Linked DNA regions of Mus musculus: region 2 is linked to region 1. A link is a loop called in an ENCODE intact Hi-C map of the cell type or tissue named here. Cell type or tissue: gastrocnemius. All regions are shown on one strand.

Evidence for each region. Peaks named below come from ENCODE experiments on the same cell type or tissue, not always from the same donor. Only the 100,000 strongest peaks of a DNase experiment are listed, where the experiment ranks them.
Region 2: it touches region 1 in a loop (1.8-fold over the local background); 6 of 42 quality-filtered maps call a loop at or near these places.

Annotation. Positions count from the first base shown.
Region 1 is chr4:63,297,967-63,305,966 of GRCm38, reverse strand. Col27a1 (collagen, type XXVII, alpha 1) reads right to left here. Exons shown (of 61, transcript NM_025685.3): 29 at 5,233-5,286; 30 at 4,763-4,807; 31 at 4,630-4,674; 32 at 4,356-4,409; 33 at 3,546-3,599; 34 at 2,880-2,933; 35 at 729-782. Among named protein-coding and RNA genes, the nearest start is that of Orm1, 43 kb to the left of the region's middle. In gastrocnemius, no CTCF peak of the experiment used is centred here; a DNase peak (open chromatin) is centred at 3,222.
Region 2 is chr4:63,249,604-63,257,603 of GRCm38, reverse strand. Col27a1 (collagen, type XXVII, alpha 1) reads right to left here. Exons shown (of 61, transcript NM_025685.3): 8 at 3,916-3,960; 9 at 3,262-3,315; 10 at 2,863-2,907; 11 at 491-544. It overlaps Mir455 (microRNA 455), which reads right to left and starts at 753; the gene lies at 672-753. In gastrocnemius, no CTCF peak of the experiment used is centred here; DNase peaks (open chromatin) are centred at 31, 688 and 3,717; H3K27ac peaks cover 868 bases.

The DNA.
Region 1 (8,000 bases):
ATGCTCCCATGCCTAGTACACTGTGTGTGTTAAAGGAATACTCATCTGCCTCTCGAACTTATTGAGTCTAGATGGGGCCACAGGACCTTTCTCAACACTATTTTCTAAGGAGACTCAACTGATCAAGCTTGGTGGCCATGCACAGCTAGCATTTCTGGACTCTAAGCTCTCCTATGCTGCCTAGGGCCTTCCCTCTCTCTTTGCCTAATTTTGGATAAGTTTCCCTCTGGAGACTGGGTACTGGGAACTTGGGGCATCATAAGGAAGAGAAGATGGAGGGAGGCTGAGATGGGGTGAGGACCTGGTGCCCTGAAGACTGCACAAACTCACTCACTCTTGAGCCTTTCCTGCCCCATCTGTAAGGTGCTAAGGATACGGGCTGTGTCCTTACAATTCCCATGAGTCTACATTCACAGAGTACAGAGAGGGATGCTAGGATCTCATGGGGCTTCTTAGGGCAAGGCAATCTCATGGGTTTCATTTGGAAAGGTGAAGGCTAACTGTAGAACAGTTTCGGAAGGGGGACATATTTGAAGGAAAGTATCTGGAGGTTAAATATCTCTGTGGTGATGCTGGGTACCCAGGGAGACTAGTCAAAGCTGTCAGGACTCCTCGGCTGTTTCCACAGTTGGGGAATCTGAGAGTTTTGGGGGTTGATCCAAGCCATTCTCCTGCCCATGGCTCACAGGTGACCTGGGAGCTCTAGAAGGAAAATGTACTTCACTTACCCGCTGCCCAATAAGACCTTGCTCCCCAGGGGGGCCCAGAGGTCCGAGGTCACCCTAGGAGAGGCCAAACACAATCCATGTGAGTGTGGATAGCCAGCCTTAGCCTCTGCCAGCCCTTCTTCCTGCTCTGACTAGGACCGGAGAAGCTGGAAAAAGCTACTTCTTGAGAACCATAGAGAGATTCTAACACTTAAGTCCAAACCCTTGTTCCAGGTAAGTCCTGGCCATGGGATGCTCCTCCACTGGGCAACTGGACCACCTCCACCACCACCACCATCACTACCATTACTACCACCACCCAGAACAGCAAAGCAACCATCAGCATCACAGTCAGCATTGCAATCACTATCATCACCACCACCATCCCAACCACTACCACCACCACATTAGCACCACCACCATCCCAACCATCACCACCATAACCACTATTGCCATCACAACCAGCAAGATCATTACCATCGCCACTACCATCCTCACCATCATCACTGCATAGCCACCACTATCAGCATCATCAACACCATCAGCAGTGTCACCACCATTACCAGAATCACAAAACCATAATCACCACCAACACCATCATTATCCCTTCCACCACTGTCATCACCAGTACCAGCATTAGCCCTACTACCATTATCATCATCCTTACTATTATGACTGCATTACCACCATCACCAAAATCATCATCACCATCCCCACCACCATCAATCTATCACCATTATCAGAAACACCACCATCACTGCATCAGCATCACCACTATCAACATCACTACCTCACCATCATCATCACTGCCATAACCACCACCATCACTACATTACTACCACCATCACTTCATCACCATCACTGCATCACCTGCATCACCATCACTGCATTACCACCATCACTGTATCACCATCACTGCATCATCACCATCACTGCATCACCAATACCACCACCATCACTGCATCACCATCCCTGCATCACCATCACTGCATCCCCACCATCACCATCACTGCATCCCCACCATCACCATCACTGCATCACCATAATCACCATCACTGCATCACCATAATCACCATCACTGCATCACCATCACCATCACTGCATCACCATAATCACCATCACTGCATCCCCACCACCATCACTGCATCACCACCATCACCATCACTGCATCACCATTGTCACCGCCATCACTGCCATCGACTTGCTTATGCTGTCCTAAACACATTTTCATTCAAATGAGCTGAACCTTTGCAAAATCCTGAAAGAACAGTGTTATCCTTGAGAAGCTAGCCGAAATGACAGACTCAGGTCAAAGTGGGTGGCATGACTAGGGCAGCGTGGCTGGAGAGCAGAGCTGATGAACACCAACCATCCTTTCTCTTCCTTGAGATTTGGTAAGAAACCAAAAGGGGGGAGCCAGAACGCCTGTACCCTCTCCTGAAAGTTCTCCAATGAGTCCTCCTCATTTGTAGACATGCACACCGTGCTCCCTGCTGGTGTCTGGGCACTAGGAAGTGGAACATGGTGCACCAGCACAGTCCTGACTAGAAGAAGCCAGTCCTACGCACTACGCACTCTATGTGAGTGGCACTTTATACATAGATGACTTGTTTTATTGCTTGGGCAAAATAAGGCAGAGCTGAGCCAAGGCCAGGAGCTCCAGGCCTGGTTCAGCTCCCTTAGAATGACAGGACACTGGTCCACAGGACAGGAATGATTTGCTTCCAGTCCTACAGTCCCTTGGCAGGTGCCCTTGAGCCAGCATGCTCCTAGGCTCTCAGTTCTGCAGGATAAGCAGGGTTCTTCTCCAATAGTGGCAGACAGATGGGGGCTCCCCAGGGCTGGGTATCAATAGGTACCTGTGTCCTCACAGTTAATGGGGTCACCTGTGCCGAAGTGCTGATGGTATCATGGAGACCAGGAGGGGCAGATGCCCCAGTAGGGGGATCAAAACAGGTGCCAGAAAAAGCACAGCTGGGCAGGAGACAGTGCAGGGGCTCTGAGCTGCTTGGGAACTTTACAGTGGGTAGGTCAGGTTTGCTCCCTAGCCAGGACAGAGACCCCATTATCCCAAGCACAAGAAAGGTCTGTTCCTCCTCCAGGGAGAGGACAAGGCCGCCAGCTGGGAACTGGTGTCAACAAGTCATTTTCCCATCTTTCATCTTGTCTCACCTTCATTCCGGAGTCCCCAGGAAGGCCAGGCTCTCCCACTGCACCCGGCGGTCCCTGAAAGAAAGAGTCACTGGACTCTCTTGGAGCAAGGGGTGTGCTCAGGTCACACCAGGGAGCTGCAGAAGTGGGGTTAGCCTGCAGCTTCTGCGTATTGGCAAAACTATAGGGCTGGCTGCAAGCCTGCAGAGCCTTACACTACCCAGCAGCTGGACCCTCTGCCTACCCACGAGTGCGGTTTACCACACAGGAGCCTTTGGCAGACAGACAAGGAAAATCCATGATTTGCATAAGGTTGTGGGGAGGAAGAGGCCAATGGTGGGGCAGGCCTAGGCCTCTCCTGCTTCTTTCTGACACTGGGCCAGGATGGTAAGGGCTGGCTCTGTTTATGATTCTGTACCAAGATCAGTCTTAGTGAGGCAGGAGGTGAGGAGGACCTCCCAGGAAGGTCCTAGATCTCATACAGTGCTGTGAGGGAGGCTCCCAGCCCCTCACCCTTGTGTCCTGCATAGATGTGCTATCTGTAGGCTCAACCTTCAACTCGGCAGCACCAACCTAACCATTTCTGTAGGGCAGGGCAGGGATAGAGCAGCAGGTGGGAATCCAGACCACGAGGGCTGAGATGCCCCAGCGGCACTGAAGGACAAACCAGGGCTCCTTGGCACTTACCTTGGGCCCCATTTCTCCTGGAGGACCAACTGGCCCCTGAGGTCCCTGAGAGCCCTGGAGACAGACAGATCACAGTTAGGAGAAGGCAGCCTGGGGGGAGCTGTGGGGAGGCTGAGCCACAAGGTCTGGCATGGTAATTGAAAGAGAAGATCCATACACCCTAGCCCCAGCCATATCCAGTTCCTCTTCATCCATTTCCAGGGTCTCCTCTGCATCCAAGTGAACCCCAGTAGGGCTGTCTCACCCTGCACCTCAGCCCTACTACAACAGACAACTTTGGAACTGTAATCACTATGCCCTCTCCTATTCTGCTCTCTCCCACCCAACCTCAACTACCCCTGGCCTTCTAGGGTTCAAAGGATCTTTCTGGGTCTCTAGTCTGGCTCCCCAGTCTTCTTAAAGAAACTCCTCTGCTTCCCCCAAACCCATCCCTTGGGATGTCTTCTGAAGGACAAGCTATGTGTCAATGGCTTCCTTTGTTATTCCCTTGCCCTTCCCAGGGGACTCTCTAGCCTCCTGCCTCCTGCCTTTCTGAACGCTAAGTGTGGCGTCTATACATTTCTCAGGCCATCTTCACAGCCATATAGCAAGCACAACCCAGCTATCTCCACGTAGTAACAGACTCAGTGGCCAAGCAAGCCAAAACTCACCCTAGAACTCAGAACCAAGCTCTCCACCCCTACAGGCCAGACCTAGCCCTATCCTTTCTATCCCTCCCCATCTTTCTACCTGGCCAACAGTCCCTGCTATAATCAGATGGAGAACAGTCTTTCAGGGCAGAGGTACCAGAGAGAGGGGATAGATACCTACCGGTTCTCCTGGGAGGCCCTTGGCACCTGGAGGGCCTGAGGGACCAGGGATGCCCTGTGGAAAAGCACAGGTGATGTTAGTCTCTTCATACTTCTCCATTATGCTTCTCCCTTGACCTCAGGCTAGTCCTGTGGTCTATCCAGATCCCCACTCCACCCTTATAGCTGAGAGAGAAGGTCACTTGTAGGTTCCCATGATGGTCAAAAACTTGTGGTAATCTTTCCCCACCTGCCCCAAAGCCATATTGAGAATCTGTAGAATCAACACTACTTACAAGGAAGCCTTTTGCACCTGAGTGGCCTCGCTCACCAGCTGCACCCTGGAAGTACAATGGGCATCTTTAGAGGCATGTGTCACAACAAACTGAGGAGGGACAAGGGAACTGGTATAAGCAGAAACTGACATACCTGCTGTCCTGGCTGGCCAGGTCTGCCCCGAGGTCCTACACGACCCTGTGGGAAGCAGAACACGTAGAGGTGGGAGAGAGACTCTTGAGGACCACTTACATAAAGGAGGGGTCCCAAGAGACCAAGTGTCCTCCTCAACCCACTGCCTGTGGGCGTACTTAAGATCTGACAAGGTGGGTGGCTGCCACAGTCACTACAGAGGTGCTGGGGTTGGGAACCAAGGACCGTTCTCACAGAAGGGATCAGTGAAGGGCGAAGGGCATAAGCGATCCCCATTGTGCTCTCTCTCTCTCTCTCTCTCTCTCTCTCTCTCTCTCTCTCTTCCTCTCTCTCCCTCTCCCGCTCTTTCTCTGCAGCAGAAGGCTGGATAGTGACAAAATGACTTGCTGAGAACAGGCCCCGAATCATTCTGGGGTGGGGTACTTCAGGGTCTAGAAGGTGGAGGAGTAGTAACATGGGGGTGTCTGTACCTTCAGGCCCTTGGATCCCTGCTCCCCAGCTGGTCCATCAGGTCCTCGAGGGCCCTGGAAAAGGAAGAAGTTTCCAGCACAGTGGCCTGGACGGCAAAGGTCTCCCTTGGACTGTACACTAGGAGGAAGAGATTACCCAGACCCTCTGGCTCTTCCTCCTCCTCCTCTTCCGTACATAGTCTGAGGTGGGTCATCTGCAATGGCTTGGGAGGCTCTTCAGAGGTCACAGCCTGTGTAAGTCAGCTGGAGACCCTAAATGCAATGTATGTCTGTCTAAAGCCAGGCCTTAGCTTACTGCCTCCTATTCCCTCCCTAACTTGTGACCCAGTTCTGGGGAGATGAAGGCAGGTAGGGGCCGGACATCCCAGGTCACAGATGGGGTGGGACTTGAGAAATGCTTCTGGTTCTGGGCTCTGTATGTGACACAATCTCACACCTTGATAGAAGGGCACAGCCCTTGGAGTGGAGGCTCAGAGGCCTGAGGGATGCAGCACATAACTAATCTGCCTGGGATCAAAGCCTTTTTAGGAGAAAGGATGAGACACTGTCACAGAGAAAGTAATTGCATGGAAAGGGGCCTGATTATGGAAGTGAAGTTGACTGTGGTCGGTAGTTGAGGGTAGAATCAGAATTGGAACCCAAGCCAACCAGATGCCTGCTTATTGTCCCACTGTCTGCCACTGTTTATTGGGATGGAGGTGAACTCTCTATCATAGGAGCCAATAAGAGGGCCAGGACCTTTAGACTTGCCTTCCAAGAAGGCTGTACATGGGATGGGGCATTGAGGAGAACAACATCTAGAAGCCAGGGCTGAGATGTAGAGAAAGAGGAGCCATCTCTCCTGCATGGAGGAGCCACTATGGGTGGCCAGCCATTATTCAGGGTTATGATACCAGATGGCCTATCCTGAAGGTCTCCCAGCTACCTCCTTCTCTGTGTCTCAGGCAGGCGTTTCTATGGCAGGATGCCAGGGTTCCCATCAGAACCACATGATATTCCCCACAGGCCACATCAGCAGACCACCCTGGGGTTGCCCTCCAGCTGGGCCAGGTTGGGCTCAGCAGAGCCACTCCTGCCAGGGGCAGAAAATCCAGTGTACCACAGCCCCCAGAGAAAAGGCAAAAGGAAAGATAGGGAAACCCAGCATCTGTGGCCACCCTAAGGTCGAAGCTCTTGGTAAGGAACTGGGTCTGCATACCCAACCAAGCCCATTTTACAGAAAGAAAAGCAGAGGCTGAGAAGAAGGGGAAATCAGCTGTCTGATGTCCAAGGGGAAGAGCTTACTCTGAAAGCTCAGATGTAGCACCAGGCATTCCATATCACAGCAGCCCTTCAATAGGAACTCCCCACCTGAACAGATGGGGAAAGCCTCAGAGAGGTAAAGAGACTAGCTTGAGGATGCACAGCCACACGCTGGGAAGACAAGAGACTGGCCCCACTCATGGTAGCTGACCAGGCACTTTCATTCTTTCACAGAGTGTTAACGGGCCACCCCTCTGTCTCCAGACCCTCTCTCTCAGCATAGAATGCCCACCCTACACATGGGCAGGAAAGCCAGCAGAGCCTGTCAGATCTTGCATGGCACCGGTGGGGAAACTGAGACCCAGAGAACAACAAGCCTTCCAAAGGACATAGGACAGGCTTGGCTAGAACTCAGACCTCATAGGTGCAGTGGGAACCCCTCTAGGCCCCTTCCCCATGGCTGATCCCATGTTTCAACCTCTGCCAAACTTCACAGGAAATGGCTCTGGTCCTCGGATGTCCCCTCCTGTCCTGAATCCTCTGAGAGGAGTCTGGGTTTTCTCAACTGGGATGTGTATCGGTGGGGAGAGTCTTCTAGTTGCTGCTGGGAAGGGGTGCGGGGGCAGCGTACTCTTTGTATGTGGATGGCCCAGGCTTCCATAGTTCACCCTGCAGCTAGGTCAGGGGCTGCCCAGAAACCCTTAGGCCTTGTCTCACTGAAGAGACCCAGAAGGAATGGGTGCTAGGAGGGACCCTAGTGGCCAAAGCAACGTCTCATCTTCCTACCACAAGATGGCTACTCAGGCTGTCTAGTTCAGGCCTTGTCTTAAAACCAGAAGCAGCCAATAGGAGAGTGGTATCAGAACCCCACACAGGGCTTGGTAAATAGCTTGGGCAGCCTACATAATCCTGTTTCCTCTTCACAAGGAGGCCATGTGCCTTCACACCAGGGTAGGAGGCCATTCCATTTACTCCTTGTAACTGAAAAGGAGACTACGTTCGGTATGTCAACGAGTTAGCGTCTCTGGGTTCAGATCTCAGCTCCAGCTATTCTCCATGTTCACACCTGCACTCCGAGCGAGCATTAGGGAGGTTGAGATAGCATCGCTGTGCAGCTGTGCAGCCTGAGGCAAGTGTTATAACCTATCTATGTCGGCATTTTTCTGAGGGCAACAGTACTTCCCTGGCAGGGTAATGCCTAAGGTGAAACAAGTTACTGTCTGTGACAGACAGCACAAAGATTTGGTGACTCCTCTAGGCTACTGTACTCAGAAGAGAACTTGTCTTAAAATTCTATGGTTCCACACTACCTTTAGTGGATAGCTTTGACTGTTAAAAGCCAGTTAGGTGTATGTGACCTATGCCCAGGTGACAAGGCCAGGCAGGGCTTAGGCCTGCCCTGTTGTCCCATGTGGCTGCCTCCAATGGTGGCTCACACAGTGGGAACAGTGGCAGAATGAGTGAAGAATGACCAAGGCTCCTTTGTGCCCTCTGGATGGCCAAGCGTGATGCTCAGACACAGGCTG
Region 2 (8,000 bases), 48 kb after region 1:
GAGACAAGCCTCACAACACTTTATAAAGCAGCCAAGTGCCGTGCCAGTGATGAGTGGATGCCTGTGCCAAAGGGAGGAGAGAGACGACTTGGCGCTCTGTGGGTGGCCTCTGTCATAGCTACTCAGCTCTGTCACGGTGGCAGGAAAGCAGCCATAAACAGCCGTGATCGATAAGCAGAGCTACGGTCAATAAAACTTTATTTACAAAACAGTCAACTGGCCATCCTTGCAGAACATATAAATGCCTGTGGCTGGTTAGAGACTCCTCTGCTGAGTCCCTTCTCTAGCCTCACTGCCCTGCGTACCTAGAACACCAAGCCTGGGGCACCCCTGCCTTGTCCGGGACCACCAGTGCTATAACAGTGAAGTATACACATGCTGCTTCCTGGGCCTCACCCTACTTAGGTACTCCCAGCATGGACGTCATCAGCAGGCAGTCTGCTATCGCAGAAGAAGTAGAGGGTGTCGGTACACAGACAAATGTACTTACCCGCTCTCCATCCGACCCTGGCAGGCCAAAGAGCCCCGGAAGACCAATGTAACCCTAGAAAAGAGCAGGTGGGGATCAGAGAGGTTAAGCATAGGGTGCAGTCAGCCCAGCCTCCCTGCTGCCATCCCACGGCCCGGTCCTCTGTGGTGGTGGCTCCAGGGGTCCTCGATGACATAGACCTTGAGGCAAGTGTATATGCCCGTGGACTGCATGGTGCTGCGTTCACGATGTAGTCCAAAGGCACATACGCTCACACCAGGGAGGGCAGCACAGGATGGCAGAGGCCCGGCACCCAGCTCGCGACCTGTGGAAGGAAGCTCGTACCCAGGTTAGATGCTGCAGGGCTGGGAGATCTGCCTGCCTTGTGGATGCTCCCTGCAATGGTTGCTCCTATAGTTCAGAGGTCCTGGATCTGGGGGCTTGCATCTACCCTGGTTGACAAATGCTGCCAGTCAGCATGCCCCCCCCCCCCAGAGAGCTGACTCTGTGCCAGGCACATGGGTGATCCTGAGTTAACCCTGGCAAGAACCCCGGAGGCTAGAGATGATGCCAATTTGTATTCAGCTGATTTGTGTTAAGCTCAAAGGTCATCTGGGCCCAATGGACTTAAGGACCCAGGCATGTCACCACTTTACGTGGGTGGCCCAGAGTGAATGTAGCTGGTCTTTAGTCCCCAAGTCTGAGTCCCCCCTGAGTCCCCAAGCAGGCCTACCCTGCCTACCTCATGGTGTTAGAATCATGACATACATAGCCCATCTCAAGGGCTCTCTTTCCTAGTACCAAACATGCAGATCAGAGCAAGCTCATCCCCCCAGCATCCTTCAGTATCCTGATAACAGGGCTTCTCTCTTTGCCTCCCTGTCCTCTGATAACTTCTCAAGGACCAGGATCCAGCACAGGGTTTGTACCAATAGAAGCTATGCAGCAGTTTAATGATAACTACAGCAAAAGCAACTGCTTGCCAAGCCACCTGCCAGGCCTGACTCAATGCTTCACGCACACTGAGCACACTTTGACACTGTGAGAAAGTTATCATCTATAAAGTTCACACTTGAGAATCTCACAATCAAGTTATAAAAGCGGTGGGGGTGGGGGGGGGCGGGTAGATTGCAAAAAATCTTATAGAATGTTTTGAGTTTATTATTTCTTATTGAGTTGGGCTGAATCCATAGCTATCTATCCTAGGACAAATGCAGCCCACAAGCTACGGACTGGACACATGATTACATTATCGCATCCTTACAACGCTCCTGGTAGGGGTTATTAAAATTCGCTACAGCTGAGAACATCTAGGCCCAGAGAGGTAAGATGATCTTCCCATGGCCACACAGCTGTAGCATAGCAGAACTGGTCTCTGAATTCAAGCTCTGTGGTTCCTAGGCCCACACCCCTAACCAGTGCGCCATGAACACACAATTGAGGAAGACTGGTACCAGCTCTTCTTCCCCAAATACCTCAGTAACCAGCTTGATCAGCAACCACCATCTTAACCACTATACCCTGCCTCTTCCATATAGAATTCATGGCTTGTGTTCACAGATGAGTGTCCTTGGAGAAGCCTAGTGACCATCTGGGGTCAGTGACAGAGTCAGAGACTGGGGTGTCTTAGTCAGTCATGCAGACTCCAAGGCTGGTGTGGGTAGTACTCCTTCACACACAAGAGAAAGAAGAGGAAGGTGATTGCCTTGGACTCTGGGTGCTCTCTTCAGATTCTAGATATTCCCTCTGAGGCCACTACTCATGGGAGCCTCAGGAGAGAGACCCAGAATCCCAGAACAAGAGTGGCCCTGACCCTGCATGCCATGTAATGTCCAAGGGACCTTGCCTTCCCATGTTGTGCCCACCCTCGTAACTGCTAGACTGCTACAGAGATTAAGGCCAGTAATGGGTCCATATTGGCCCCCCAACCTACTATACTATACTATAATATAATATAATATAATATAATGTAATATATATAATATAGCTTTGGCTCGGAAGAGGATATGTCACTGAGGACCTGCCCAGATTGACGGCCATGTGATCTACTTGCTGCTGAGCATTTCTTGAGAAGCAGCAGGCCTGACTTCAGGAGTCCAGTCTTAGCAGCATCCTGGCATGCATCATCAATAGAGCCACCCATGCCCACAGAGACCCACGTCGATTGTCTTCTACCTCCGTCTCCCTACTCAGCATACCCAGAACCTTCGCTGTCTCCTTTCTGGGAGAGCCCATGTGGAGTGCCTCCTTGGCAGTTCAAGGTAGATGGAGTTCAGTGGTTGTCAGGCCCTAGCCCACAGTCTCTCATATCCCTGATCTCCCATCAACCCATAGAGCGCCCAGTGATGTCTATGCATGTGCCACCTGGGTGGGACTAGCCAAAAAGCACTTACCCTGCTGCCTTTGGGGCCAGGGTCTCCTACAGGTCCAGGGAACCCCTGAAACAGAAATATGGGGGGCGAGGACATATGGAGACGCCCTCCCTGCTGCCAATGTCCCAGGGCCAGTCTTATCTTGGGCTTCAGCTGTCCTTAGAAACATCCATGGTATGGGTTGAACCAGAGGTGACTCAGGGCAAGACTGGAGAGGAGTCTTGGGAACCCCTTCTCTAAGCCCTAGTTCTCCTGTAGAACCTCTGAGCCTGCAGCATTGTGGCCAGGTCTAGTCCCTGGCCAGCCCTTTCCTTAGGGTCTGCCCCCAGGGGCAGTTTATTGGCCCCAGCCCACATCCTCCCTCTCCTTGGGGCACTGTGGCCACCACCATGGGCAGGGCTTCCAGAGCATATACTGCACCTGCCTGCCAGGGTAACCTTTGGCCCCTGGACTGCCCTCAGGTCCTGGCTGCCCCTGCGAAGGAACAAGAGAAATGTTAGGAAAGGTGAGGCCCTTTCTAGCTCAGTCAGGGTCCTGGGGTTGGGGAGGGTACCTACAGTGGACAAGGAGGAGGCAAGAATGTGAGGCAAAGGGGGAAAGACATCAAGCCGTGTGTGCTGGGCCCCAAGCCCACCTCTCTTGAAACTGTTCAGACCAGCTCTTGGGACAAATCTTTCTGCTCCAGGCTCAAAATAAGAAAGCACAGATGAGGGCTGGCTGGATGTTCCCTGGCAGGGCTGCTGTTTGAGTTGGGCCAGGAGGCCAGAATTCCTGCAAACCCCAAGGCGAATGGAAGGGATAATATCGCCTAACATTGCCGGGGACAGGCCAGCTATTCATGGCTCTAACCAGAGTCCAGGGGCTTCTGCCAGCCCTGGGCTGGGCTCGCAGTACAGACACTGGCTCTTCTAAGAGAGCGTGGCTGACTGGGGAAGGGCGGGGGTGATGGTCAGGGGAAGTCCTAAGGCCTTGTTCTGGGGTTCCAGGGAAGGGAGTCCAGGGAGGAGGCTGGTACCAAGCAGGAACTGGAAGAAGGAAAATCAGGCAGTACAGTGCAGTGCAGGCAGGCCTCACCTGTTCTCCAGGGTGCCCTGCTGCTCCAGGATGGCCCTTGTGTCCCTGTGGGGGTGAAGAATTGTCATCAGGCAATAGGCTTTATGGTAGGGATATGGTACACACTTCCTGCATGGATGCAGGCCAGATGGAGTTCACTGAATCCTCTGGAGTCATCTTTTGTTAGAGCAGAGGATGGGGGTGGAGTGAGAGACTATGACCCAGTGGTCCACATCCCAGCCTTGCCTTGGAAGTTCAGAAAGTTGGAGGCAGTCAGGAACAGGAGCAAAGGGTCTGTCACATAAGGAACAGGGACAAGGGCGATCTGGAACACACACGGTATCTGCCACTCCAGTTCATGTACCATGACCATATCACCTAGAGACACAGCCTCTTTCCTTGCTGGCTCTGCTCCTATTCCAAGGAGAAGAAGGCTGCCCAGATGCTCAGTGGCAGCCTTGACTCTTCATCTTCATTCAGTGACACCAGGCTGCCGCCTGGCAGGCCTCTCACACCAGGGCTCTGTTTAGGAGAGACACTGCCCCTGACTTACGGTGCATGTTTGAGTGTGTGATCGTCAACCTTCTGTGGACCTCTAACGGGGGATTTGAAACTCTGAGGCCCCTTAGGTTCTGTTATCTTCTAACTCTAAGTTCTAGGGCCCCTGAGAGTCTATGACAAGGGATAGTAAGTCAATCAGCACAGGCCCTGGACAGCCGGCCATATGGAGATCATGGTTGACATAAGTCCCTACGCCACCTCATTTCTTTCTGTTTTGTTTCTCTTTTCTGTCCCCTTCTTTTTTTTCCTCCCTTCCTCCCTCCCTCCCTCCCTCCCTCCCTTCCTTCCATCCATCCTTCCTTCCTTCCTTTCTTCTTTTATTTTAAGAGAGAGTCCCATGCAGCCCAGGCCGGCCTCCAACTCCCCATGTAGCCAAGGATGGCACTGGCCACCTGCTCCTCCTACCTTCACTTCCCAGGCCTTCACTTACAGGCCTGTACCACCACAGCTGGTTTATGTGATGCTGGGAGTCAAACCCAGGACTCTAGCATGCTTGACACTCTACCAGCTGATCCTTCATCCCAGCCCCCTAACGCACTTGCTCTACAGACACATAAACACAGCCTCACACAGGTGTCCGTCAGCATCCTGGATGCATAGGAAGTCGCAGTCTTCATTACAAACAGAAGAATCTGTCTTAGGGAGGGGGCTCGGGAAGTTCGCCAGCATTTCTTCAGAATCGTCTCATGCCAAGAGAGACTACCACCCACGAAACACATCTTACTCTAGATCAAGAGCTGCCCCTAGGAAAAAATCCCCCACTGGGTCACAAGTAGGCAAGGTGATCCCCAGACTACAGCAAGCAGCTAGACAAAAGGATCTCCGCTCTTATTACAGATCGATTTGGATTCCAGGACTGTTTGCCTTCGGGCTGGCTATGTGGCCAGAGACAATGACTCTTTGAACTTTGATTTCCTCAGAAATTATAAAATGGGCAGGAAGAGCCAATGCCTGGGTGGCATGATCTGCGTAGGAAGCACAAATCGTGGTGTCTGGCACTGAATTCAGCAACCTTAGAAACACCAGCTACGGTTGTTACTATGGCTTTCATTTCTCATTCATTCATTCACTCACTCAACAAACAGTGATGGAGTGTGCGTGGGCCAGCAGGTTTTTCCTCATGGGAAAAAGGAGCCAGGCAACATGCTTTGCCTCGAGAATTTACATTCCTCGAAAGGAACTAGAAAGAAATGAAGTAGAAAAGGCAAGCGTAGGTGGTGGGAGGCAGGAGATGCAGTGCAATGAGCAGCGGGAGTCTGCTTTGCAAGATGAATATGTTCCGGGGATCAGTTGCTCAACAATCAATCGCTCGATTGTGCTGAACACCATCACCAGTGCACTGAGAAATGGTTTGAAATGGCAAATCTGATGCTACGGCTTGTTGCCACGAACAAATAAAGTCAGGGTACAGAGGACAGCATGCCTGGGGAGGGGTGGTGACTCCAGGGACAGCCAAGGGATGGCTGATGGGGGAAGGTAGACAGACCTGGAGGTAGCATCCTGAAAAGTGGAACAGAGGGTACAGAAGCCCCAGGGCAGAGATGCTGAGAAGCGAGCTGAGAAGCACAAGAAGGCCTATGTAACTGCAAAAGAACAGATAAGGGCAGTGGGCAGAGAGGCAGATGGAGGTCAGAGCCGTCGACTGAAGCTGTGTCAGGAAACCCTAGGGACAAGGGGACAGGGCATGACAGGATACGAGGAGGAACAAGCTGAGGCCCTTTTCTCCCACAGAAGCATCAAGGTGAGCCATGCGCTCTTGCTGCGAGATCGAACCCCGGCAATTACCTCTCTGAACTCACTCTGCCAAGCTTTGCTTGCCTAGAGGATCACTGTAAACAGCCCAGAGTCTCGGGGACCAAGAACAACAATGGGGGCAGTGTGAGGCAGGAGCCTCTAGCACCCCAAGACTCCTGAAAACCAATCCACAGCATCGCTCTCCCCTAAAGAAAAGGGATGTGTTCAGTTAAATCCCAGATGAGGTTTAAGCAAACCTATGCTCAGGAAAGAGCTGGAAGGAAGTGAATCACAGAACCCACCATGCCTAACCCCGTGCCTTAAGCATGCGTGCTCACTAACACCCTGGATCACTTCTAAGAGATAGGTACCACTTGGTACACTTACAGTGAGGAAAAGGAGGCTCAAAGAGGTTAGGGGCCATCCTGAAGCCACACAGCTTTCATGAGAGAGTGTGTGGATTATGGCCCAAAATCTTTCAGATGTTAACCATCAATCACTGTGGTTGGGACTAGCCCAGAAGAAAGGTCCCCTTAAAGATGCATCTCCCTGAGACAGAGCCATTTTGGTCATGGCAACATCCTAGGGCAAAGGTCAGTAGCAGAATAATGAAGTTCCCACATTGGATAAGACCGAAGTCACCATTTTGGCCATCTCTTGCTTCACTGGACTGACAAGAGACTGAGGTTCCAGGAGAAGATAGGCTGTCAGGAAGCTGAGGCCAAGGTTAGACCATTCTCTAGACTTTAGAACTGTGGGATGGACTGAGCTGTCTCAATAGTGAACTCCAGAGGGCCTTGAATGTGACTGTGAACATGAGCTTCTAAATCCGGTGGGAACACAGTCAAGGTGGGAGGTGGGGTGCGGAGGGGGCTGCCTGGAAGCCCCTTCAACAGTGTTTACCAAACAGTTTTAAATCACAGGGCTGGGGACATGAGGCTCTTAAACCATTATCTTCTCTTGGCCCTGGCAATTACAGGGGCCAGCCATCCCACAAGGTGGCCCCAGGGCAGTGATTTCCTGTGTGTGGATGAAGGGTGCCAGGTGGGCCGAGGGAGGCAGAGGAGCCACAGAAGAGCTGGGGCCGTGGTTGCCTGGCAGGCGGGCCTCCGCAGGCCCCGTGTTTATAATACAGCACGCTCTCTATTTTGGTTTGGGAGCCAGATTAATCACTGCTTACAGAGCACAAGGAGGAACCAGACATCACCTCACCCTGCCACAGACAGTGGGGTGCTATTTGGACTTCAGGCAAGGAGGGAGGAAGGGGATCGGTCACTGCCTGGGGGTCTGGATAGCAAACAGTGTGAGTCCAGGCATAGGTTGTTGCCCCCAGGCTCCATCTCTGTAGGAAAGTGGAACTCACTCCCCAGGCTTGCTCAGTACCCAGGCCCTGGCAATTACGAGGGAGGCCAGCTCACAGAACTCACCTACCACCCCAGCAACCCATATCCCACCAGCAAAGAAGAGCAAATAAGAAGAAACTGAGTGAGACTAAGCCTCTCTGAGCCTCAGTTTCCCAAACTGATTTCTCAACATGTCTTATGGGCTCCGAAGTTAGAGGATTCTGAAATCAGTAGATCATCTAGAAATATCAGACAGCTTGCAGGGCATCCAACCCACTTGGTGGTAAGTTGAGGAAGGGAAGGCAGGAGGGTCGAATTTTCATGTAGTTCATTTATTGATGTAATCATTCATTCATTCATTCATTCATTCATTCATCACACATCTGCTGAGCCTCAGCCATTATCAAAACCCAGGGAGCAAACAGTAGTAGACATAACATTGAACAAAAGCAATGTGGTCACTACCTT